3 separate regions of the Homo sapiens genome follow, and all the other regions are linked to region 2. Evidence: chromatin loops called from intact Hi-C (ENCODE). Cell type or tissue: Caco-2. All regions are shown on one strand. Region 1 overlaps GPATCH1 (G-patch domain containing 1). Region 2 overlaps RHPN2 (rhophilin Rho GTPase binding protein 2). Region 3 overlaps GPATCH1 (G-patch domain containing 1).

Region 1 (8,000 bases), 71 kb after region 2:
GAAGCTGTCAAACTGTATTCCAAAGTTATTTTTGCCTTATGTATTTTGAAGTGCACTTCTTAGGTGTATATACATTTAGGATTGCTATTTCTCTCTTTTTTTTTTTTTTTTTTTTTTTGAGATGGAGTCTTGGTCTGTCCCCCAGGCTGGAGTGCAGTGGCATGATTTCGGCTCACTGCAAGCTCTGCCTCCCCTCCCGGGTTCAAGTGATTCTCCTGCCTCAGCTTCCCAAGTAGATGGGACTACAGGTGCGCACCACCATGCCTGGCTAATTTTTGTATGTTTAGTAGAGATGGGGTTTCACCATGTTGGCCAGGCTGGTCTTGAACTGGGATTGCTATTTCTTTTCAGTGAATTGATCTTTTTTTTTTTTTCTCTGACACCGGCTTTTACTCTGTGCCCAGGCTGGAGTGCAGTGTTGTGATAATGGCTCACTGCAGGCTCGAACGCCCAGGTTCAAGCAATCCTGCCTCAGCCTCCTGAGTAGTTGGGACTGCGGGCACACACCACCATGCCTGGCTAATTTTTTTTTTTTTTTTTTTTTTTTTTTTTTTCAGAGAAAGGGCCTTGCTATGTTTTTCCAGGTTGGTCTCAAACTTCTGCTCTCAAGCAGTCCTCCTGCCCTGGCCTCCCAAAGTGCTGGGATTACAGGCGTGAGCCACCATGCCCAGTTGACCCTTTTAACATTATGTAATATCATCTTTATCCCTGGTAATTTTCTTTAGTGTTTGCGTAGTATATATCTTTTTCATCTTCTTTTTAACACATCTGTTTCATTATATTTAAAGTGGGTTTCTTTTTTTTTTTTTGAGATGAAGTTTTACTCTTCTTGCCCAGGCTGGAGTACAATGGCACTGTCTCGGCTCACCGCAACCTCTGCCTCCCGGGTTCAAGCAATTCCCCTGCCTCAGCCTCCTGAGTAGCTGGGATTACAGGCAGGCACCACCATGCCTGGCTAATTTTGTATTTTTAGTAGAGACGGGGTTTCTCCATGTTGGTCAGGCTGGTCTTAAACTCTTGACCTTAGGTGATCTGCCCGCCTCAGCCTCCCCAAAGTGCTGGGATTACAGGCATAAGCCACCGCGCCTGGCTAAAGTGGGTTTCTTATAAACACCGTGTCACTGAGTCTTTCTTAAAATACATTTTGATAATTTATATTGGACATTTGCATTTAATGTGATCATGGATATTTTTGGATTTACGTGTATGATGTTATATTTTCTGTTTATTACCACTCTTTTTTGTTTCTTTTTTTCCCCTTCTCTGCCTTCTTTTGGATTACTTGAATAATTTTTATATTCCATTTGAATTTTTCTATTTTTTTTCTCTTGGTATTTTTTTTTTAGTGATTGCTCTAGGGATTATAGTATACCTACTTACCTTTTTACAGTCTACTGAGAATTAAATGTTTTACCACTTCCAGTAGAATAGAGAAGCTTTAGCACTATGTAGGTCCTTTTACTCTCCTCCCTCTATGCTGTCTTACATATTACATGTACACACAATGAAAATGCCATCAAACCAGTGGTGATCATTTTTGCTTTTAGTCATTAAACATATTTTAAAAGAACCGATGCAGAGACAATAGCCTACTCTGTTTAATCAGATATTTTCTATTTCTGTTGCTCTTTCTTCATCCTTGAAGTTCCACGTTCCCCTCACCTATCATTTCTGTCTGAGGAACTTCCTTTAGCATTTCTTTTAGACCAGTTCCAACAAGTGATTCTCTTAAATTGCCATTATCTGAGAATGTCTTATATTTTGTCTTCATTCCTGAAGGATGTTTTTGCTGGATATAGAATTCTGGGTTGATAATTTTTGTTTTGTTTTGTTTGTTTGTTTTTTGAGACGGAGTCTCGCTCTGTCACCCAGGCTGGAGGGCAGTGGCGCGATCTCAGCTCACTGCAAGCTCCACCTCCCAGGTTCACGCCATTCTCCTGCCTCAGCCTCCCGAGTAGCTGGGACTACAGGCGCCCGCCACCACGCCTGGCTAATTTTTTGTATTTTTAGTAGAGACGGGGTTTTACTGTGTTAGCCAGGATGGTCTCGATCTCCTGACCTCGTGATCCACCCGCCTCGGCCTCCCAAAGTGCTGGGATTACAGGCGTGAGCCACTGCGCATGGCCAATTTTTTTTTAAATTAAACTGCTACTTCCTCCGGGGTTTCGTGATTTCTGATGAGAAATCTTCAACCATTCAAATTGTCCTCAGGCTGGGTGTGTTGGCTCACATCTATAATCCCAGCACTTTGGGAGGCTGAGGCAGGGGGCTTGTTTGAGGCTAGGAGTTTGAGACTACCCTGGGCAACATCGTGAGACCCCATCTTTTACAAAAAATTAAAAAACTAGTTGGGTGTGGTGGCATGCACCTGTGGTCCCAGCTACTCAAGGGGCTACGGTTGGAGGATCACTTGAGCCCAGGAGGTCAACACTGCAGTGTGCTATGATCGCACCATTGCTTTCCAGCCTGGGTGACAGAGTGAGACCCTGGCTCAAAAAACCCCAAAACAAATTATTATTCCTCTGTACATAATGATGTGATTTTTCTCCTAGCTGCTTTCAAGATTTTTACTTGGTCTTTGGATTTTAGCGGTTTGATTATGATGTATCTGGGTGTGAATTCTTTTGAGTTTATTTTGTTTGGGGTTTGTTAAGTTGCCTGAATCTGAGTTTGGAAATAGAACAGAGGCACAGTGCTCTACTGCATTTTTGGGGATCCTAGTAGCTGGGATTACAGACGCCCACCACCATGCCCAGCTAATTTTTGTACTTTTAGTAGAGACAGGGTTTCACCATTTTGGCCAGGATGGTCTCGATCTCCTGACCTTGTGATCCACCCGCCTAGGCCTCCCAAAGTGCTGGAATTACAGGGGTGAGCCACCACGCCTGGCCCGGTTTTGCTTCTTTGACCTCATCAGCACATTGTACAGTTGTTGACTCGGAAACACCACAAAAATAGAAGCTATGTGAGTGATCACTGTTTAGTTGGGTGGTGTGTGGCTATGGATACCCATGTACATGAGCATAAACATAAATATGTGTGTCTGGGAGTGTATTCTAGAATGTCTCCTCCCTTTTACCCTTGCCTCTGTATCCCTGACTCTTATTTCACTGTCAATACAGACCGTCAACAAAGATGTGGACGCACAGGCTGAAGGAGAAGGGAGCCGCCCATCCATGGACTTATTCAGGGCCATCTTTGCCAGTTCCTCAGATGAAAAGTCCTCATCCTCCGAGGATGAGCAAGGTGACAGTGAAGATGATCAGGCAGGCTCTGGGGAGGCCAACTTCCAAAGCTCCCAAGACACTGACTTGGGGGAAACATCATCTGTGGCTCACGGTATGTCAGTATTTCAGACTCGGGGATCTAAAGGAGAAGACAATGACTCTAGGACAGCTGCTTCTCTGTTTACTCTATAATCTTAAACCCGAATGATTAGCAATCAATGATATGTAATCTTTTATATGTATATAATTTTTTTTTTTTTTTTTTTGGAAACAGGATCTGGCTCTGTCCCCAGGGTGGAGTACAGTGGCGCAATCTTCGGCTCACTGCAGCTTCCACCTCCTGGGCTCAAGCAATCCTCCCACTTCAGCCTCCTGAGTAGCTGGGACTACAGGAATGTGCCACCACCCCTGGCTAATTTTTGTATTTTTAGTAGAGATGGGGTTTCACCATGTTGGCCAGGCTAGTCTCTAACTCCTGACCTCAGGTGATCTGCCCACCTCAGCCTCCCAAAGTGCTGGGATTACAGGCATAATCCCAGTGCCCGGCTAGTTTTCCAGACTTTTAAAATTTTTATATCTCTTCTATCTGAATATATAGTAATCTGCTTAAAAAACAAGATTATTAACGTGAATATGATCATTTATCTTCAAGGTTTTTTCTTTGATAATTTATTTTGAGTGAAACTTGTCTCCCGCAGTTCTCTGTGATGGGACATACATAGTCTTACATTCCTGATGGTTTGTAAGATTTTCCTTCTCAGATGGCCCTTTCTTGGGGACACATTTCTACTTTTCAGGTCTTAGGGGCGCTAGGCTACGTGCCCACGGGTGCACTTGGCACGCTGTACCTCAGCCATTGCTGCCCTTGGTTGCAGGTGCCCTCGTGTGACTGACTTCCAGCTCTGGAGTTCACAAGGGCAGCACCGGGGTCTGCGTGTTCACTGCTGCATCCTTAGCACCTGGCAGGAGTGAAGTGGTGTGGGCAAGCATATGTTATCTGGTGGCAAAAGACATGAATGAAAGACTCAGAGACATTAACATGGGGCAGACGAATGACATGAACACCCCGCTGTTTTTCAGCTCTTGTGCCAGCACCCCAGGAGCCGCCACCTTCCTTCCCGATACAAAAGATGCAGATAGATGAAAGAGAAGAGTTCGGCCCGCGGCTGCCTCCCGTCTTCTGCCCCAGTGAGTGCAGAGCCCTTTGGTTCGCCCATTTTTATCAGTGTGTGATTGCCCTGAGATGGGGACAGTGTGACTTAGAGCCGACCAAACATACGTGCTTGCTTCTGGTTTATATGTTTTCAGTCATATTTTAAACCCGTTGTCTCCACCTAGTGCCTGAAATGATAGTTGTTTCTATACACCTTCAGAGACCTCCAAACTTTATTTCCTTTACCTGCCACATGTTTACAGGAGGGTCCTAAGTATCTTAAGTTTTGTTATAGAAATATAAGTTTCCCAACAGAGCTTAAAGAAAAAGAGCCTGGCCGGGCACAGTGGCTCATGCCTGTAATCCCAGCACTTTGGGAGGCCGAGGTGGGCGGATCACGAGGTCAAGAGATCGAGACCATTCTGGCCAACATAGTGAAACCCCGTCTCTACTAAAAATACAAAAATTACCTGGGCGTAGTGACGCACGCCTGTAGTCCCAGCTACTCTGGAGGCTGAGGCAGAAGAATCGCTTGAACCCGGGAGGTGGAGGTTGCAGTGAGCCGATATTGCACCATTGCACTCCAGCCCAGGTGACTGAGTGAGACTCTGCCTCAAAAAAAAAAAAAAGGGGCTGCAGCCAGGCACAATGGCTCTAGCTGGGCTGGTGGCTCACACCTGTTATCCCAGCACTTTGGGAGGGCGAGGTGGGAGGATTGCTTGAGGTCAGGAGTTTGAGACCACCCTGGTGAATTTGGTGAAAGCCCATCTCTACTATAATTTTTATAAAAATTATAAAATTTTATAAAAATATAAAATACAAAATTATATATTTTATATATAAAAATTATATATATTTTTATATTTTATAAATTTTATATATTTTACAAATTTATATATTTTATATATTTATATATTATATTTTATATATTTTATATATTTATATATTTATATATTTATATTTTATATATTTATACTTATATATATATAAAATATAAATTTAAATATTTAAAATAAATATATTTTAACTTAATTTAAATATATTTCTAAATATATTTAAATAAAATATGTAAATATTTAAAATAAATATATATTCATATATAAATACATATTAAAATATATTCATATAAATATATATATTTAGATATTTTATAAATTTTAATATATTTTTATAATTTTTTATATATAACAATTATATATAAAAATTATATATAAAATTATATATTTTATACATAAAAATGATATATAAAATTATATATAAAATTATATATTTTTATACATTAAAATTTTATAAAAATATAAAATATAAAAATTAGCCAGGCATGGTGGTGTGTGCCTGTAATCCCAGCTAGTAAGGAGGCTGAGGCACCAGAATCATTTGAACCTGAGAGGCAAAGGTTGCAGTGAGCCGAGATCGAGATCGCGCCACTGCACTCCAGTCTGGGTGACAGAGCAAGACTCTGTCTCAAAAAAAAAAAAAAAAAAAGGTAAAAGAGGCTGGGTGCGGTGGCTCATACTTGTAATAGCAGTTTGGGAGGCCAAGGCAGACAGATCGCTTGAGCCCAGTAGTCCGAGACAAGCCCAGCCTGGGTGACACAGGGAGACCCATCTCTATTTAAAAAAAAAGGGTGGGCACGGTGGCTCACGCCTGTCATCCCAGCGCTTTGGGAGGTCGAGGTGGGCAGATCACGAGATCAGGAGATCGAGACCATCCTGGCTAACACGGTGAAACCCCATCTGTACTAAAAATACAAAAAAATTAGCCGGACGTGGTGGCATGTGCCTGTAGTCCCAGCTGCTGGGGAGGCTGAGGCAGAAGAAGGGCGTGAACCTGGGAGGCGGAGCTTGCAGTGAGCCAAGATCGCACCACTGCACTCCAGCCTGGGCGACAGAGCAAGACTCCGTCTCAAAAAATAAATAAATTAATTAATTTAAAAAAAATTAAAAAAGAAAAAGAGAAATTAAAAAAATAGTATACAAAATTGGAGGGGAATTGCAAGAAGAGTATTTAAGACTAATATATTTTTAAAATTTTATTTATTTATTTATTTATTTTTCAGACAGGGTCTCACTCTGTCACCTAGGCTGGAGTGTAGTGGTGCTGTCATAGCTCACTGCATGACTTCTGGGCTGAAGTGATCCACCCACTTCAACCTCCCACAGTGCTGGAATTACAAGCGTGAACCACTGCACGCAGCCAAGCCTCCTTTTTTTGTCTTTTTCTTTTTCTTTTCTTTTCTTTTTTTTTTTTTTTTGAGATGGAGTTTTGCTCTTGTTGCCTAGGCTGGAGTGCAATGGCGCAATCTCGGCTCACCGCAACCTCCACCTCCTGGGTTCAAGCGATTCTCCTACCTCACCCTCCCAAGTAGCTGGGATTACAGGCATGTGCCACCATGGCTGGCTAATTTTGTATTTTTAGTAGAGATGGGGTTTCTCCATATTGGTCAGGCTGGTCTCGAACTCCTGACCTGAGGTGATCTGCCCGCCTCAGCCTCCCAATGTGCTGGGATTTTAGGCGTGAGCCACCGCACCCGGCCGCCAAGTCTCCTTTTTACTTTAGCTAATGTAGCAAATACAATAAAATGGTCCTCTCAGAAGTAAATACAATCTATCCCCCATTCTGTTCCCCAAATATCTGTCAACAACTTCCATTTAGTTGCATCTTAAATTGGCATTTCAAGTTAAAACATTTACACTGGTTTATCATCTCTTTGAGGGCTGGGTTTACAAACATCTATAACATGGCCCAGATATATAACTAACATAAAAATATCATTATTCACTTTATAGTTTCTCATGGTGCCCATATGTGAATACTGGTTTGATTAGCTAACTGCTTTCAAAGACAGGATTAAAAAGCAGAGAAAAAAAGTATGAAGTTTTGACAAATTGCAGTGAATGTATTTCTTATTTGCTATAGTTGTTCAGCACTTTTGTTTTATTTTGTTTTGTTTTGAGACAGAGTCTCACTCTGTCACCCAGTCTGGAGTGCAGTGGCGCGATCTCGGCTCACTGCATCCTCCACCTCCCAAGTTCAGGTGATTCTCCTTCCTCAGCCTCTGGAGTAACTGGGATTACAGGTGCCTGGCTAATTTTTTGTATTTTTAGTAGAGACGGGGTTTTACCATGTTGGTCAGGCTGGTCTTGAACTTCTAACCTCAAGTGATCCACCTGCCTCAGCCTCCCAAAGTGTTGGGATTACGGTCGTGAGCCACTGTGGCCTGGTTGTTCGGCCCTTTAGTTTCTTTTTTTTTTTTTTTTGAGACGGAGTCTCGCTCTGTCACCCAGGCTGGAGTGCAGTGGCGCAATCTTGGCTCACTGCAAGCTGCGCCTCCCAGGTTCACGCCGTTCTCCTGCCTCAGCCTCCCAACTAGCTGGGACTACAGGTGCCTGCCACCACGCCTGCCTAATTTTTTTATTTTTAGTAGAGATGGGGTTTCACCATGTTAGCCAGGATGGTCTCGATCTCCTGAACTTGTGATCTGCCCGCCTCAACCTCCCAAAGTGCTGGGATTACAGGCGTGAGCCACCACGCCCGGCCGGCTCTTTAGTTTCAAACTGGTATCAGCACTTGAAAGCCAAGTCTTTTATGTCCCTTTACCATAATGTCTTTGATACCCT
Region 2 (8,000 bases):
GCCAGAAATGAGGAGGAAACCCAAAGCTGAAACCAAGAGCCTGGCCTGGGAGTTTAGGGAACAGATGACTAGGACTCAGGAGAGGCAGGGAAGCCAGAAGACACCTACTTCAGAAGGTTTTCCGCTCCGGTCCTCATCCGCACGGCTTTCAGGATCTGCTGATTCAAAGCAGCTCTTTGATTCTGCAATTTACTCCGGCCGGTTTGTGCAAGGGGATTACAGCCCTGAGGAAAAATAAGAGATGCCCCTTCAGAGGTCGGCCACTCTAAAAATGATGACAGGGTTTAATATAATGGAAAATGTTTAACTTTAAAAATAATCTTTTCTGAAAACAAAGCATCTACATAGAAAATATTGAAAAGTATAAAGAAAAGTCGCTCATAACAACACAATTGCAAAACAGCCACTGTGAATTGGTCTTTCCTTCTCATCTATTTTATTTATGTAATTTATTTTAGAGACAAGGTCTGAGCTAGGCACTGTGGCTCATGCCTGTAATCCCAGAACTTTGGAAGGCCAAGGCGGGTGGATCACCTGAAGTCAGGAGTTCAAGACCAGCCTGGCCAACATGGTGAAACCCTGTTTCTACTAAAAATACAAAAAATTAACCAGGTGTGGTGGTGGGCGCCTATAATCCCAGCTACTCAGGAGGCTGAGGCACGAGAATCGCTTGAACCTGGGTGCTGAAGGTTGCAGTGAGCCGAGATTATGCCACTGCACTCCAGCCTCGGCAACCAAAGTGAGACGCTGTCTCAAAAATAAATAAATTAATTAAAGACATATCTCTAGGGCAGAGTTATAAGATCAAACCTTTCAGGGCTACCCATGGGCCAGCCCAATCATCCTCCAGGACAGAAAGGCACCCACACCCTTGTGACCGCTTTCCCCCTCACTGTTACTGAGTATCTACTTTTTTTTTTTTTTTTTTTGGAGATGGAGTCTCGCTGCGTGCCTAGGATGCAGTGCAGTGGCGCGATCTCGGCTCACTGCAATCTCCGACTCCTGGGTTCAAGTGATTCTCATGCCTCAGCTTTCCAAGTAGCTGGGACTACAGGTGCATGTCACCATGTCCAGGTAATTTTTGTATTTTTAGTAGACACAGGGTTTCGCCATGTTGCCCAGGCTCGTCTTGAACTCTTGACTTCAAGTGATCCACCTGCCTTGGCCTCCCCAAAGGGCTGGGATGGCAGGTGTGAGCCACTGCGCCTGGCCTACTTTTTTTATTTAGTAACAGCTTTATGGAGATATAATCCATATACCATACGTTTTGCCCTTTTAAAATAAACAATTCATTGGTTTTTAGTATATTCAGGAGTTACAGAACCATCAGTGCTATCTGATTTTTTTTTTTTAGATGGAGTCTTGCTGTGTCATCCAGGCTGCAGTGCAGTGGCACAATCTCGGCTCACTGCAACCTCTGCCTCCCAGGTTCAAGTGATTCTCCTGCCTCAGCCTCCCGAGTAGCTGGAATTACAGGTGCCCACCACCACGCCTGGCTAATTTTTGTATTTTTAGTAGAGACAGGGTTTCGCCATGTTGGCCAGGCTGGTCCTGAACTCCTAACCTCAAGTGATCTGCCTACCTCAGCCCCCCAAAGTGCTGGGATTACAGGCGCGAGCCACCACGCCCATCAACCACTATCTGATTTTAGAACATTTTCATCAGCCTAAAAAAAAAGCAAGTAGCCATTAGCATCGCTCCTCATTTCCTTTTCCCCTTAACCCCAGCCCTAGGCAACCACCAATCTACTTTCTGTCTTTACAGGTTTGCTTATTCAAGATTATTTCATATAAACGGAATCATATAATATGTGGCCTTTGCATCTGGCTTCTTTCATTTGCCATGATGTTCTCAAGGTTTATCCAGGTTGTAGCATGTATCAGAACTTTGTCCGTTTTTGTCCCTGAATAAGATTTCATTACATAGATACACCACACTTGTGTACTTTATCCATTCATCATTCATCATACAATGGGCATGGGGAGTGTTTTCACTTTTTGACTATTACGAATAAGGCTGTTTATGTGCGTACAAGGTTTTATATGGATATGTGCTTTTGTTTCTCTTGGCTATAAATATAGAAATAAAATGTCTAGATCAGGTGGTTTTTTTGTTTTGTTTTTATTTTTGATTCTGTTTTTTTGAGACAGAGGCTTGTTCTGTCGTCCAGGCTTGAGTGCAGTGGCTCGATCTCGGCTCATTGCAACCTCTGTCTCCCAGGTTCGAACGATTCTCCTGCTTCAGCCTCCCGGGTAGCTGGGATTACAGGCGTGCACCACCATGACCAGATAATTTTTGTATTTTTAGTAGAGAGGCGGGTTTCATGATGTTGGCCAGGGTGATCTCAAACTCCTGACCTCAAGTGATCCGCTTGGCTTGGCTTCCCAATATGCTGGGATTACAGGCGTGAGCCACTGAGCCCGGTCTAGATCATATGATTTATTCTATGTTTAATGATTTGAGGAACTATCAGGCTCTTCAAAGTGGTTATACAATTTTACAACCCAACTAACAGGATGAGAGTTCCAATTCATCTACATCTCACCAATACAGGTGCTGGTCTATCTTTTTTATTACAGCTACCTTATGTGTGTGCTGTCTCACATCGTGGTTTTGAATTGTGTCTCCCTGACAGTTAATGATGTTGAATATCTTTTCATGAACTTATTGGCCAACTGTATATCTTCTTCGAAGAAATATCAATTCAGATCCTTTGCCCATTTTTTTTTTTTGAAACAGGGTCTCAGTCTGTCACCCAGACTGGACTGCTGCAGTGGTATGATCTTGGCTCACTGCAACCTTCACCTCCTGGGTTCAAGTGATTCTCCTGCCTCAGCCTCCTGAGCAGCTGGGACTACAGGTGCATGCCACCACGTCCGGCTAATTGTTCCATTTTTTGGTAGAGACAAGGTTTCACCATTTTTTTGCCAGGCTGGTCTTGAATTCCTGACCTCAAGTGATCTGCCCATCTTGGCCTCCCAAAGTGCTAGTCTTACAGGTGTGAGCCACCACACCCAGCTCTCCTTTGCCCAGTTTTAAACTGGATTGTCTTTTTATCTGTCTGGTTGAAAATTATTTTTAATTTCTGTCAAGTTGACATGCAAAAATAGATAGCTCATTCTTCTAATTTGTATGTTTATTATAACAGTGAAGGTAAAGGTTTTTCCATATAATCTTGACACTTTAATTTCTTTTTCAACAAATTGTCTGTGTTCTCTGACCATTGTGCCCTGGGGTATTTGGATTACAACGCTTCACGCTAAAAGTTTAAGATCAGAATAAAAGCTGCATTTTAGCTGAATGGTGTTCTTCCCACCCCAGACAGGTAGAAGCCTCAGGACCTGGGATACGCCCACATTCCTCTTTGCCGCTTATCTCTAGGTCCTGCCCACTGCGGTTACTCCCTGGGAGCGGTCTGGCGGGTAGTATTACGTGGTGAAGAGACTGCCCTTTCTCTCTCCCTGAGTCACATCTCAGGCCTGCACACACCTGGCCTCTCCGACCTCTGCCCAAGCCACACCCATGGCCTGGACCCCAGGGAGGGAGATGTGAGTTATCTATAGCGGAAACCTCCTCAGGAATCCCAGTATTCTCCTTCCACAGAGATTTCTCATTCTTGGCCAGAATGGTCATGGTAGCTCACAACTGTAATCCCAAGCACTTTGAGAGGCTGAGGCCAGAGGATCGCTTGAGGCCAGGAGTTTGAGGCTGCGGTGAGCTACAATTGCGCCACTGCACTCCAGCCTGGATAACAGAGTGAGACTCTGTCTCTACAAATAATAATAAAAATTTTTAAATAATAATAAAAATAAAAGACTTCTCATTCTCATTTCCCATCAGGTCACCACCACCCATCCCCCACATAGCCCCACAACCTAATTTTCCCTGTCTCGCAAGGACACTTTCCCCCAAGTTCAAATTGCACAGATATTCGGAATTCGAGTTGGCTTCTGTAGACAGGCTGGAGTGCAGTGGTACGATCTCAGCTCAGTACAGCCTCTGCCTCCTGGGTTCAAGTGATTATCCTGCCTCAGCCTGCTGAGTAGCTGGAATTACAGGCACCCACCACCACACCCAGCTAATCTTTCTATTTTTAGTAGAGATGGGGTTTCACCGTGTTGGCCAGGCTGGTCTCGAACTCCTGACCTCAGGTGATCCACCCGCCTCGGCCTCCCAAAGTGCTGGGATTACAGGCATGAGCCATGGCATCCAGCCCTGGAATGGATTTTAAAATTAATATCGTTTAAAGCATTAAACGGTTTCCAATTTTGTCTTTCTTCAGATTTAAGATTAAAATATCTTTGGCCGGGCATAGTAGTTCACGCCTGTAATCCCAGCACTTTGGGAGGCTGAGGCGGGTAGATCACCTGAGGACAGGAGTTCGAGAACAGCCTGGCCAACATGGTGAAACCCTGTCTCTACTAAAAATATAAAAATTAGCTGGGCGTAGTGGCATGCGCCTATAATCCCAGCTACTCTGGAGGCTGAGGCAGGAGAATCACTTGAACCCGGGAGGCAGAGGTTGCAGTGAGCCAAGATAACACCACTGCACTCCAGCCTGGGTGACACAGCGAGACTCAGTCTCAAAAAAAAAAAAAAAAAAAACTTTAATGTTAAGCTATTATAATTAAATATTAAATAACTAAAATAACTGTTCATCTCTTTCCTTTCCACTTCCAAAAATGACGACGATTCAGTTTGACTCTGAATTACCTGGATCACCACTGCTGTGTTTCATTTTACAGGGAAGCTTGAATAACTAATTCCTTTACGTACATTCCCAGAGCTCAGATAAGCAGCCATTCCAAACTACGGATAAGAATGTTTTTTTTTCTGTTCGTATACTTTCCCCAACTTCTGCTGGCCTGGAATCAGTACGCCCTAACCAGCCCATAGATATGTGGTCAGGTTTCTAGATAAGGCATAGGAACACTTAGGGTTAGATTTGACTGAGTAATTGGGCCCGAAACCACATTACTTATTCCTGACAGGTAGGAATGTTGGGCTTTGCTGGGGAACACAAGAAACACCCACGGGGCTGTGTGTGGAAACTTCCCTGAGAGGTAAATCTGGACAAGACTGTCAGAAAGACTCCCTGGCATCACCAGAAACTATTGGCCATCTACTAGCCCCTGCCAGGGGCTGCTCTGTAGGGGACAAGGTGGCGGGTCCACCATCCCCACCCATACATTTCTCACCCCACCCCCTATCTTGTGTAATAACGAGACCTTAGCCCTGAACAAACAGCTTCCAGAATAGCCTCTGCAACTCAGAGACAGGGATTGGTTCTCAACAGAACACAAAGCCGCTCTGAGACTGGAGTGAGGGTTTGCACCAGGGACTGGGGCTAAACCTCTCACACCTGTGGGGCCAACTGAGCTGTCCTGACCTCGGGATCTGCTGTTGACAAGTTCTACAGTGAAGTGAGACTTTCTCCTCCACAGAGTCTATTCCCTTCCCACACTAAGGTTCGGACATTTCCGTCAGTCCCGAAACTTGAAGAGTGGGCAAACAGCCAACACCCAAGAAAAGCAAGTACTGAGTGAACCCCCGTGTCATCACCAGCTTTACAGGCAACTCCTGGGGTCGGCCCGCTTATGTGGACCCTGGTACAGCATCTCGGATCCCATGGTTCTGCAGCAAGGAGGCTATATGAGCAACTTGAGATCCTAGAGGCAGGCAGTAAAAGTTGGGGTGGGATTTAAGACCCTGTCCTTCCTGCTGCTCCAGGATGAGCGGTGAGGCGGTGTGAGCGGTAGGAATGCATGCAACCCCCAGACACCCCTTCATGGGTGATGGCTGCCCACCATCACCCCACATCTTTTGGGGGAACAGTGATGCCAGCCCACTCTCCCGCCTCATAGCCCATGATGGCCTGGTGGGGGGCAGGGGTGTGTGTGTAAATCCATGCTCCCCCAACATCCTTTCCAAAGGGAAGAACATCTGACTTCTGCCTGGCCCATTGGAAAACCAAAGCCTGAAGATCAGGGTCAATCGAAACCCATCAGGAAGAGGTCCTCATTGGCCTTGAACCTGGGAGGCTGTGACACTGAGCAGTTGCAGCCACCTTACCACCAGCAGAAGAGTGTCTCCCTAGACAGGGAACCAACCCCAGGTGGGCTGAGCTGAGAAACAGATTTGGCGATGTCATCTGAGCCCTGGATCAAGCTAGGCCTGAAGCCATCCCTCTGTACTTTTCATTTACAGCAACCAATTCATTCCCTTCTTTGTATCTCAATTTTCTGAATTGAGATACAATTTATATATAATAAAATACACATATTTTAAGTATATAGTTCAATGAGTTTGAACAAACATATAAACCTGCGTAACCATCACTCCTATCAAAATACAGAACACAGAACATTTCCATCATCCCCAGGCAACCAATACTCTGATTTCTATCACCACATATTTTTGTCTGCTTTTGAACTATGTAAATGTAATCAGATAGGATGTAGACTTTTATGTCTGGTTTATTTTGCTCAATACCATGTTTTCAGATTCACCCATGCTGTTTCATTTACCAGTAGTTTGTTCCTTTTTTTGTTTTTTTAGACAGAGTTTCGCTCTTGTTGCCCGGGCTGGAGCACAGTGGCGTGAACTCGGCTCACTGCAAACTCCACCTCCCGGGCTCAAGCGATTCTCCTGCCTCAGCCTCCTGAGTAGCTAGAATTGCAGGCACCCGCCACCACACCCGGCTAATTTGTGTGTTCCTTTTTTATTGTGGGATAGAATTCTATTGGAGGAACATACTAGGGTGTGTTTATCTGCCAAAGTTATTTTGGATTAAATTTTCTAGCACCTGCAACTAAAAAAGTACTAACTCAAATAAGTTTACCTAGAGTGAAAACTCTTTTCTTTCCTTTGAGACAGAGTCTCACTCTGTCACCCAAGCTGGAGTGCAGTGGCATGATCTCAACTCACTGCAACCTCCGCCTCCTGGACTCAAGCGATTCTCCTGTCTCAGCCTCCTGAGTAGCTGGGATTACAGGTGCACACCACCATGCCCGGCTAATTTTTGTATTTTTAGTAGACACAGGGTTTTGCCATGTTGGCCAGGCTGGTCTCAAACTCCTGGACTTAAGTGATCTGCCCACCTCGCCCTCCCAAAGTGCTGGGACTACAGGTGCGAGCCACCGCACTGGCCTAGAGTGAAAACTCTCTTTACAGGTCACTTACATGCCCTTAATGTACAGTCAGATTGTTCACCTGTAAGACACGTATTTAAGAGCAGCACCTAGACAAAGCCCACAGGCAGGAAGACTGTACTTCCAGGGATCATTTCTACAGTTCGTTACTAGAGAAGTTTCTCTGTACGTGTACAGCAACCGTTTATATTAGTGTGGCACACACCTATCTGAAAGCTTTGAGTGCAGCAATGCGGATTCACCTTGCTTGTAACTACTGTTCTTAAGCTCATAAAACAGCTAAATAATGTGGTGTAACAACTAAATGTGTGCCCAGAGAAAAGCCTCAGAATGTTATCCTAGGTGAAATCTGTTCAGTGAACAGACAGATCACAGCTACAGTGACATTTCTGCCACTGTTACAAGTTTCTTACAAAGTGAGAAAGTGGCTGTCTAAAATCAGACAAAGGCCTGGTGTGGTGGCTCACGTGTATAATCATGGCACTTTGGGAGGCTGAGGTGGGCGGATCACTTGAGGTCAGTAGTTTGAGACCAGACTGGCCAACATGGTGCAACCCTGTCTCAAGCAAAAAATACAAAACTTAGCCCAGGCGTGGTGGCGTGTGTCTATAGTCCCAGCTACTCGGGAGTCGGAGGTTGCAGTGAGCCGAGAACTTGCCACTGCCCTCCTGCCTGGGTGACAGAGTGAGACCCTGTCTCAAAAAAAAAAAAAAAAAAAGAATTAAAGTCAGAAAGAGAGCCCTTACCAAAAACTGACCGTGCTGGCACCTTGATCTTGGATTTCTAGCCTCTAGAACTGTGAAAAATAAATTTATGTTAAGTTAAAAAAAAAATATAAAACTGGAGGCA
Region 3 (8,000 bases), 52 kb after region 2:
GGCCAGGTAAAATTATTTTCTATTTTATAAAGGGGGAGTCATTGATAAATGAGTCTACTTTCTTTCTTTCTTCTTTTTAGAGGTTCTTTATTTTCTTTTTTTTTCCCCCTAATCCTCAAGTGGAATCAGGTCAAAGATTCTTTCTTAAAATGCATTTTTAAAATGGTGACTTTGCCATTTCATTATTACCATTTCTGTTTTTTTTTGAGACGGGGTTTCGCTCTGTTACCCAGGCTGGAGTGCAGTGGTGCGATCTTGGCTTACTGCAACCTCTGTCTCCTGGGTTCAAGTGATTCTCCTGCCTCAGCCTCCTGAATAGCTGGGATTATAGGCATGTGCCACCATGCCCCACTAATTTTTGTATTTTTAGTAGAGACGGGGTTTCACCATGTTGGCCAGGCTGGTCTCGAACTCCTGACTTCAGATGATCCACCTGCCTCGGCCTCCCAAAGTGCTAGGATTACAGGCATGAGCCACTGCGCCTGGCCACCTTTTCTTTCTTTCTTTCTTTCTTTTTTTTTTGAGACAGAGTTTGACTCTTGTTGCCCAGGCTGGAGTGCAATGGCGCGATCTCGGCTCACCGCAACCTCCACCTCCCGGGTTGAAGCGATTCTCCTGCCTCAGCCACCTGACTAGCTGAGATTACAGGCATGCGCCACCACCCCGGCTAATTTTGTATTTTTAGTAGAGATGGGGTTTCTCCATGTTGGTCAGGCTGGTCTTGAACTCCTGACCTCAGGTGATCCACCCGCCTCGGCCTCCCAAAGTGCTGGGATTACAGGCGTGAGCCACTGCGCCCGGCCCACCTTTTCTTTTTATAAACGTGTTTTTTTTTCAGTCTTTTAAACAAAAATGCTACTTGTTAGAGGCTCCTTTCCGCAGAGAGTAGGAGTTCTTCCAGCGGGCAGTAGAGTAGCAGCGGCCCTTAGACCCCAGCCACCAGCGTTGGCCCAGGCCGCATTGATCAGTTGATGAACATTTCTTCCTTTCTCCTCTTGGAAGCCACATTTCCACCCCTGCACTGCTGCTTGGCTTTGTTCTCCACTCCTCTTCCTGTGCTGGGACCTGGAGCCATGGCTGTTGTGGGGACTGGAGGGCAGTGTTGGCAGTAGGGACATGGCATTCACCTCTGGTCACTGTTTTCCAGAAAACTTGTGTGTGTGTTGGTCGATCTGGGACCCCCGTTCACTTCTCTCTTGGTGATCTTGAAGTGCTAACATGGTTTCCAATCACATCCTTAAAGTAGCTTTATCCCTGAAGATCCCAGACATACCCTAACACCTGTGCTCAGTTTGAAACCTTGTTTTTTTAAAGGCTTTTGGTGTAGGTGCCCTGGAAGAGGAAGATGATGATATCTATGCCACAGAAACTCTATCCAAGTATGACACTGTTCTGAAGGACGAGGAGCCTGGAGACGGACTCTATGGCTGGACAGCACCCAGGCAGTATAAAAACCAGAAAGGTAATTCGACAGCCACAAACCTAATGGCAGGACCAAGTGTCAGGGTATCAGGAAGGAGGGGCTGCAAGAGCGATACAGGAGCACCAGCCTCTGTTGTTGGTCAAAGTCACGGTAAGAAACAAAACAAAGAAGCGAGGCCCAGCATGGGAAGTGAAACAAATGCAGGATTCAGACCTGGCCAAGGCCAAAGCCAGCTGTCAAGGTGGGGCCCAGGTGGGAGGGAGGGAGAGGTCTGTAATCAGGGAAAGAGGAATGCCTGGACCAGTGACCACATGGCTGGTCAGAGCTGGCAGTGGGTCAAAGGGAAGCACCCAGAGCTCGAGGAACTGGGCAGGTGGCCAAAGGAGGCCAACACATGCAGCAGGTCAGAAGGTCAAGCCAGGGGACCAGGAGGCAGGTACACCAACAGCCTGCAGCAAGATGGAGCTGGGCGCCCAGTCCGTCTTCTCCCTTGAGTCCCTGGCTCTGAGGAGGCTCTTGTTGGGATAAGAGGCTGACATCTCTCAACACAACTTTAACTTCATGCTGTGTTGAAATTTCAAGGTGAATCAGATCCTGTGGTTTGAAGTCACATTTCAGTTGTTTCCAGAAAAGGTGCAGGGCCAGACAGTGTAGAGTCGGTATTAGCAGCATGTGATTTGGAGTCAGTCAGACCTGGGTTTGGATGCCAGCTCTCCATTGCCCAGCTTTGTGACCTTAGGCAAGGCTCATAACCTCTCTGGGCATTGGAGTCCACATTTGTAAAGTGAGGATAAAATCCACTCCAGAGGTGGTTGTGAGGATTAAGTGGCATAACTCAGTGTCTGGCAAAGCACCTGTCCCAAAGACTGAAGAAGTGGCACCTACTATTCTTTGGTTATCATACAGTCATGTGTCACTTGACTGGGATGGTATGACAGGGAACCCAGGGTTTTACACAGGACACTGGAAGGGCATGTGTACCCAGTGTTAGGAGACTTAACCTCCGGGTGGTCAGTGGGCTGCTAGTACTTACTTCCTTTTTTTTTTCCTTCCAATGTTTTTCTTTTTTTTTCCCCTGAGTCATTTAGCTTCTGAGCCTTCTTCCTTTTGCCTCCCTATAGTTTCTGATTTCTGTCCCCAAACTATGGATTATTTTTATATAACTTAAATGAAGATATATTAATATATCATAATATACTATTTAATTTTAATACTATATTATAATCAATATACCATTATATATTGTATATGATTTATATTTTATATAATTAATATATCAATACTATTGGTATATTATGTAACATACCAATACATTATTACATAGTAATGTATTGATCTATTTTAATTATTCATTATTTATTAAAAGTGGTGGGAGTATGAAATTGATAATATCCTATATCTGTTAATATAAATGATATTTAATATACAACATATTAATAACAATATATCAATCCTTTAATAATTAATGATATGTAATGACATATATTTAAGTCCGCCTGCTGAACCACATCTTTCACTTTTCCCTCGTGCACCAGCTTTGCCCCCAGCTGATTGGTTCTCACTCCTTCCACTGAGCTCCGAGCCTGTCCTTGTCCCTCTCTGCTGTGGCCTCTCTCCCCCAGCTTCCTCTCTCCCCCCCTGCAGGGTCACAGCATCTGTAGTTTTGACTGTATGATTTTCTATTCGGTGAATCTATCTTTATTTTACCTAGTCTCCACGGTTGATTTTTTACATTTTTAAATTTTTTTTTTTTGAGACAGAGTCTCACTCTGTCACCCAGGCTGGAGAGCAGTGGCATGATCTCGGCTCACTGCAACCTCCGTCCCCCGGGTTCAAGCGATTCTCTTGCCTCAGCCTCCTGAGTAACTGGGATTACAGGTGTGCACCACCACGCCCAGCTAATTTTTTTTTTTTTTTTTTTTTGAAGAAGGAATTTCCCTCTTGTTGCCCAGGCTGGAGTGTAATGGCCTGATCTTGGCTCACCACAGCCTATGCCTCCCGGGTTCAAGCAATTCTCCTGCCTCAGCCTCCCAAGGAGCTGGGATTACAGGCGCCTGCTACCACGCCCAGCTAATTTTTGTGTTTTTAGTAGAGATGGAGTTTCATCATGTTGGCCAGGCTGGTCTTGAACTCCCGACCTCAGGTGATCCGCCCGCCTCGGCCTCCCAGAGTGCTGGAATTACAGGCGTGAGCTACCATGGCTGGCCATGGTTGATTTTTAAATTCTCATTTTTTTTTTCCATGATCAATAGGGCTATAATGAATATTTTTCTGATTCTGTCTTTATGTACATTTGTTTATTTCTTCAGAATTCTTCAGAATGAACTCATAAACATGAAATTTCTGGGTTTTGAGATAATACAAGTTCCAAGAATGTGAAATTGAATCCCACATTACCTGAAGAAATTTTAGTAAGTTCTAGAAGCTTTAAAAAAAGCCCAACATGCCAGGTGCATTGGCTTACACCTGTAATCCCAGCACTTTGGGAGGCTGAGGCAGGCAGATCACGAGGTCAGGAGATCGAGACCATCCTGGCCAACATGGTAAAACCTCGTCTCTACTAAAAATACAAAAATTAGCTGGGTGTGGTGGCACATGCCTGTAATGCCAGCTACTCGGGAGGCTGAGGCACGAGAATCACTTGAACCCAGGAGGCAGAGGTTGCAGTGAGCCAAGATTGTGCCACTGTACTCTAGCCTGGTGACAGAGCGAGACTCCATCTCAAAAAAAAAAAAAAAAAAAAAAAGCCCAACAGGAGTCAAAGCACAAAGAATGGTTTTGTGGGGAGGGGAGAGATGTGGTGGTGCTGAATGATGAGTGGCTAAAAGCCTTAGCTCATCTGCACTGCTTGCTGTTCCTGCTTCAGGCCTGAGCTCCTAGCCTGTGAAAGAGCTTTTGATGGTCATGTAGAAGGGGCTTTTTTTTTTTTTCAGAAGGGGCTTTTGAGTGCAGAGAATACAGTTCATTTATACGGACTTTTGGCGTAACCAGTACGTGCAGGAAAACCTTGAGAATCAAATCAAAGAGCTTTTGTTGGTGGGGTTGTCTCTATGACCAGAAGACGATCCCCACCTCCAGGTCAGAGGGCATTGGTCATTCAGTTTCCTATGTCTGTGATCTTTATGTCTTGTTAAAGATTACAGGCTGACCTGGTGGCATTGCCTTTCATCCCTATTTGGATTGTTGCTAAGGAGATGGCCAGGTAGTCACCCTGTAGTTCTTCACCTAGTTTTACACATGACGCTCTCACAGTTGTGATTTGTATTTTCCTCCATGCTTGTCCTTTTGGTGGTTTTTCTTGATCTTTTACTCCACGGGGTATATCCTTTGGTGCCCCTAAGGTACTTCTTCTAAAAATCACGTCAATATGCTTGTCTTGGAGGACCACAGCCTTGTGACCTGGGTAGCCCAATCTGTCCAGGGCGGTGTGGGCCGGGCCTTAGTCACTGAGTCAACAGAGGTGTGGGGCTTTGCTTACCACTTGTTCTTCCCTTTACTGCTGCTGTTGAGTGATAGCATGTATGACACGTACTATTTATGTTCTTAGAGATAAGAACGTAAAATGCTGATGTGTTCTGTCTTATTCTAATCATCTCTACTTCTGGAATTAATCTATGACATCATTTTGTAGAATCAGAGAAAGACCTTCGGTACGTTGGCAAAATTTTGGATGGATTTTCCTTGGCTTCTAAACCTTTATCTTCTAAGAAAGTAAGAAAAACTTTTTTTCTTTCTTTTTTTACTGGTTTAGTTCTTAAAATATTTGCTGCTATGTGATCTGAGTTCTATTAACAACAGGAAAGATAAGTAAATTCTGTTTTCAAAAAACAACAGCCTGGTTACTAGTGATTGTCTAGAAAAACATTCTACATTAGAAATACCAGGGCGAGGCGCAGTGGCTCATACCTGTAATCCCAGCACTTTGGGAGGCCAAGGTGGGTGGATCACCTGAGGTCGGGAGTTTAAGACCAGCCTGACCAACATGGAGAAACCCCGTCTCTACTAAAAATACAAAATTAGCCGCACGTGGTGTCGCATGCCTGTAATCCCAGCTACTAGGGAGGCTGAGGTGGGAGAATCACTTGAACCCAGGAGGTGGAGGTTACAGTGAGCCAAGATCACACCACTGCACTCCAGCCTGGACAACACGTAAAACTCTGTCTCAAAAAAAAAAAAAAAAAATCAGTTGGCCAGGCGTGGTGGCTCACGCCTGTAATCCCAGCACTTTGGGAGGCCAAGGTTGGCAGATCACCTGAGGTTAGGAGTTTGAGACCACCCTGGTCAATATGGCAAAACCCCATCTCTACTAAAAATACAAAAATTAGCTAGGTGTGGTGGTGGGCGCCTGTAATCCCAGTTACTCGGGAGGCTGAGGCAGGGAGAATTGCTTGAACCTGGGTGGCAGAGGTTGCAGCGAGCCAAGATCGCACCATTGCACTCCAGCTTGGGCGACAAGAGCAAAACTCCGTATCGAAAAGAAAAGAAAAGAAATATCAGTCAGTAGCTACATTGTGATAAAAATATCTAATTTCTATTTTTTTTTTTTTTTTTGAGATGGAGTCTTGTTCTGTCACCCAGGCTGCAGTGTAGTGATGCAATCTCAGCTCACCGCAACCTCCGCCTCCCAAATTCAAGCGATTCTCCTGCCTCATCCTCCTGAGTAGCTGGGATTACAGGCGTGCACCACCACGGCTGGCTAATCTTTGTATTTTTAGTAGAGATGGGGTTTCACCATGTTGGTCAGGCTGGTCTTGAACTCCTGACCTTGTGATCCGCCTGCCTCAGCCTCCCAAAGTGCTGGAATTACAGGCGTGAGCCACCGCGCCCGGCCGCTAATATTTCAAATTCAAACTTCAAGTGAGTGGTTATTTACATGAAAAGAGACATACATTAGAAAGAGAATGAAATTGCTATGATTCTAGGGGAAATGTAGGTTAAGGAAAAGTAGAAAACATTCAGAAAGCTGGATAACCCATAGCCCTGGTTCCTCCCCATGCTCTGAAGCTAGCAGGGGCAAGGTTCCCTGGCCTCCTCAGCTGGGGCCGAGCAGAAGGGAGAGAAGCCGTGTGCAGGTGGGTGAAGTTGGAGGAGAGCTCTGCGTGCCTTTGCAGATTGCTTTGTTTTTGTGAGATGCTGTCACAGCCACATGTGAAGCTCTTAGGCCACATGGCGCTCTTCCTGTCACCACCAAAGTCACATGCTCACAGGCACACTCAGGAGGGAGTTAGGGTGCTGGCCAGCCCAGGAGGGGTGTCTGGCCATCTGCCTTGTCAGCATTCCTGTTTTAGATTGTTTCACGCTTTAATCAGCTTTTTGTTTTTTATTCAGCAAACATTTGTTCAGTACCTCTAAGGATTGGCCTGTGCTTGTCTGGGACACGGGAGGCCAGGGGACAGTTTTGATTTGTTTCATTGTGATAGTTCATGTGTTGTGATAGCCAGCAGAATATATCTAGGACAGTGTCGGGCATACAGTAAGCTGCTATTATTACCAGAAATGTCAAATAACATTAAAGGAAAATGCAGGTGTTTTACATGTATGAAAAGGAAGCATAAGGCCGGGCACGGTGGCTCACACCTATAATCCCAACACTTTGGGAGGCTGAGGCGGATGGATCACTTGAGGTCAGGAGTTCGAGACCAACCTGGCCAACATGGCGAAACCCCACCTCTACTAAAAATACAAAAATTAGCCAGGCATGGTGGTACGTGTCTGTAAACCCAGCTACTTGGGAGGCTGAGGCAGGAGAATTACTTGAGCCTGGAAGGTGGAGGTTGCAGTGAGCCAAGATTGTGCCACTGCACGTCTAGCCTGGGTGACAGAGCAAGACTCCATCTCAAAAAAAGAAAAAAAAAGAAAAGGAAGCATAGTTTAAAAATGATGGAGAAGCACTCACTGGTCCTTAGGATAAATAGGCCAGCCTGGCCCCAGGTAGCTCCCATCCAACAAAGGTAGCAGATACACAAATACAGAGTCGTGGGCAAACATCCCTAAGTGGAGAGACACAGTCCTGGGGGTTCCTGGCGCTTCTCTGGAGTAGGGCTTTGGGCAGGAACACTTCAGAGGAGGGCTGTGTTCATCTAGCCTTTCACACACAGATTTAGATGGTTCTCTAGATCTGAATCTAGAGGTCAAACAGAACAATGATTTGGCAGACAGACAGAGAGAAATACTTTCAATCCAAGACTGGGCATGGTGGCTTACGCCTGTAATCCTAGCACTTTGGGAGGCCAATGCGGGCAGATCGCTAGAGTCCAGGAGTTTGAGACCAGCCTGGGCAACATGGTGAAACCCCATCTCTACAAAAAATACAAAAAAAAAAAAAAATTAGCTGGGTGTGGTGGTATGTGCCTGTAGTCCTAGCCTCTTGGGGGCCTGAGGTGGGAGGATTGCTTGAGCCTGGGAGGTCCAGGCTGCAGTGAGCTGTGATTGGCTGCTGCACTCCAGCCTGGGCAACAGAGTGAGACCCTGTCTCAAAAAAAAGAAAGAAATACTTTGAATCCCATGGAGGATATAGAGAAGTTGTGGACACACTCCTCCTTTCTGCCATGTTCCTCTGGGTTTTTGTGTGGTGGTA

What was found. Peaks named below come from ENCODE experiments on the same cell type or tissue, not always from the same donor. Only the 100,000 strongest peaks of a DNase experiment are listed, where the experiment ranks them.
Region 1: a loop joins it to region 2, with 2.5 times the contacts of the local background. A loop is called at or near these places in 4 of 110 quality-filtered maps.
Region 3: it touches region 2 in a loop (9-fold over the local background); 4 of 110 quality-filtered maps call a loop at or near these places.

What each region holds. Positions count from the first base shown.
Region 1 is chr19:33,114,703-33,122,702 of GRCh38, forward strand. GPATCH1 (G-patch domain containing 1) reads left to right here. Exons shown (of 20, transcript NM_018025.3): 16 at 3,123-3,339; 17 at 4,308-4,415. Among named protein-coding and RNA genes, the nearest start is that of WDR88, 13 kb to the right of the region's middle. RefSeq lists an enhancer at 3,748-3,917. In Caco-2, a CTCF peak has its summit at 4,581 (motif pointing left); no DNase peak of the experiment used is centred here.
Region 2 is chr19:33,044,141-33,052,140 of GRCh38, forward strand. RHPN2 (rhophilin Rho GTPase binding protein 2) reads right to left here. Exons shown (of 15, transcript NM_033103.5): 2 at 109-224. It also overlaps the pseudogene LOC124904805. Among named protein-coding and RNA genes, the nearest start is that of RHPN2, 17 kb to the right of the region's middle. RefSeq lists an enhancer at 4,140-4,858. In Caco-2, no CTCF peak of the experiment used is centred here; DNase peaks (open chromatin) are centred at 3,461, 5,001 and 5,131.
Region 3 is chr19:33,096,441-33,104,440 of GRCh38, forward strand. GPATCH1 (G-patch domain containing 1) reads left to right here. Exons shown (of 20, transcript NM_018025.3): 7 at 1-6; 8 at 1,315-1,462; 9 at 5,055-5,134. Among named protein-coding and RNA genes, the nearest start is that of GPATCH1, 19 kb to the left of the region's middle. In Caco-2, no CTCF peak of the experiment used is centred here; DNase peaks (open chromatin) are centred at 1,761, 4,541 and 4,861.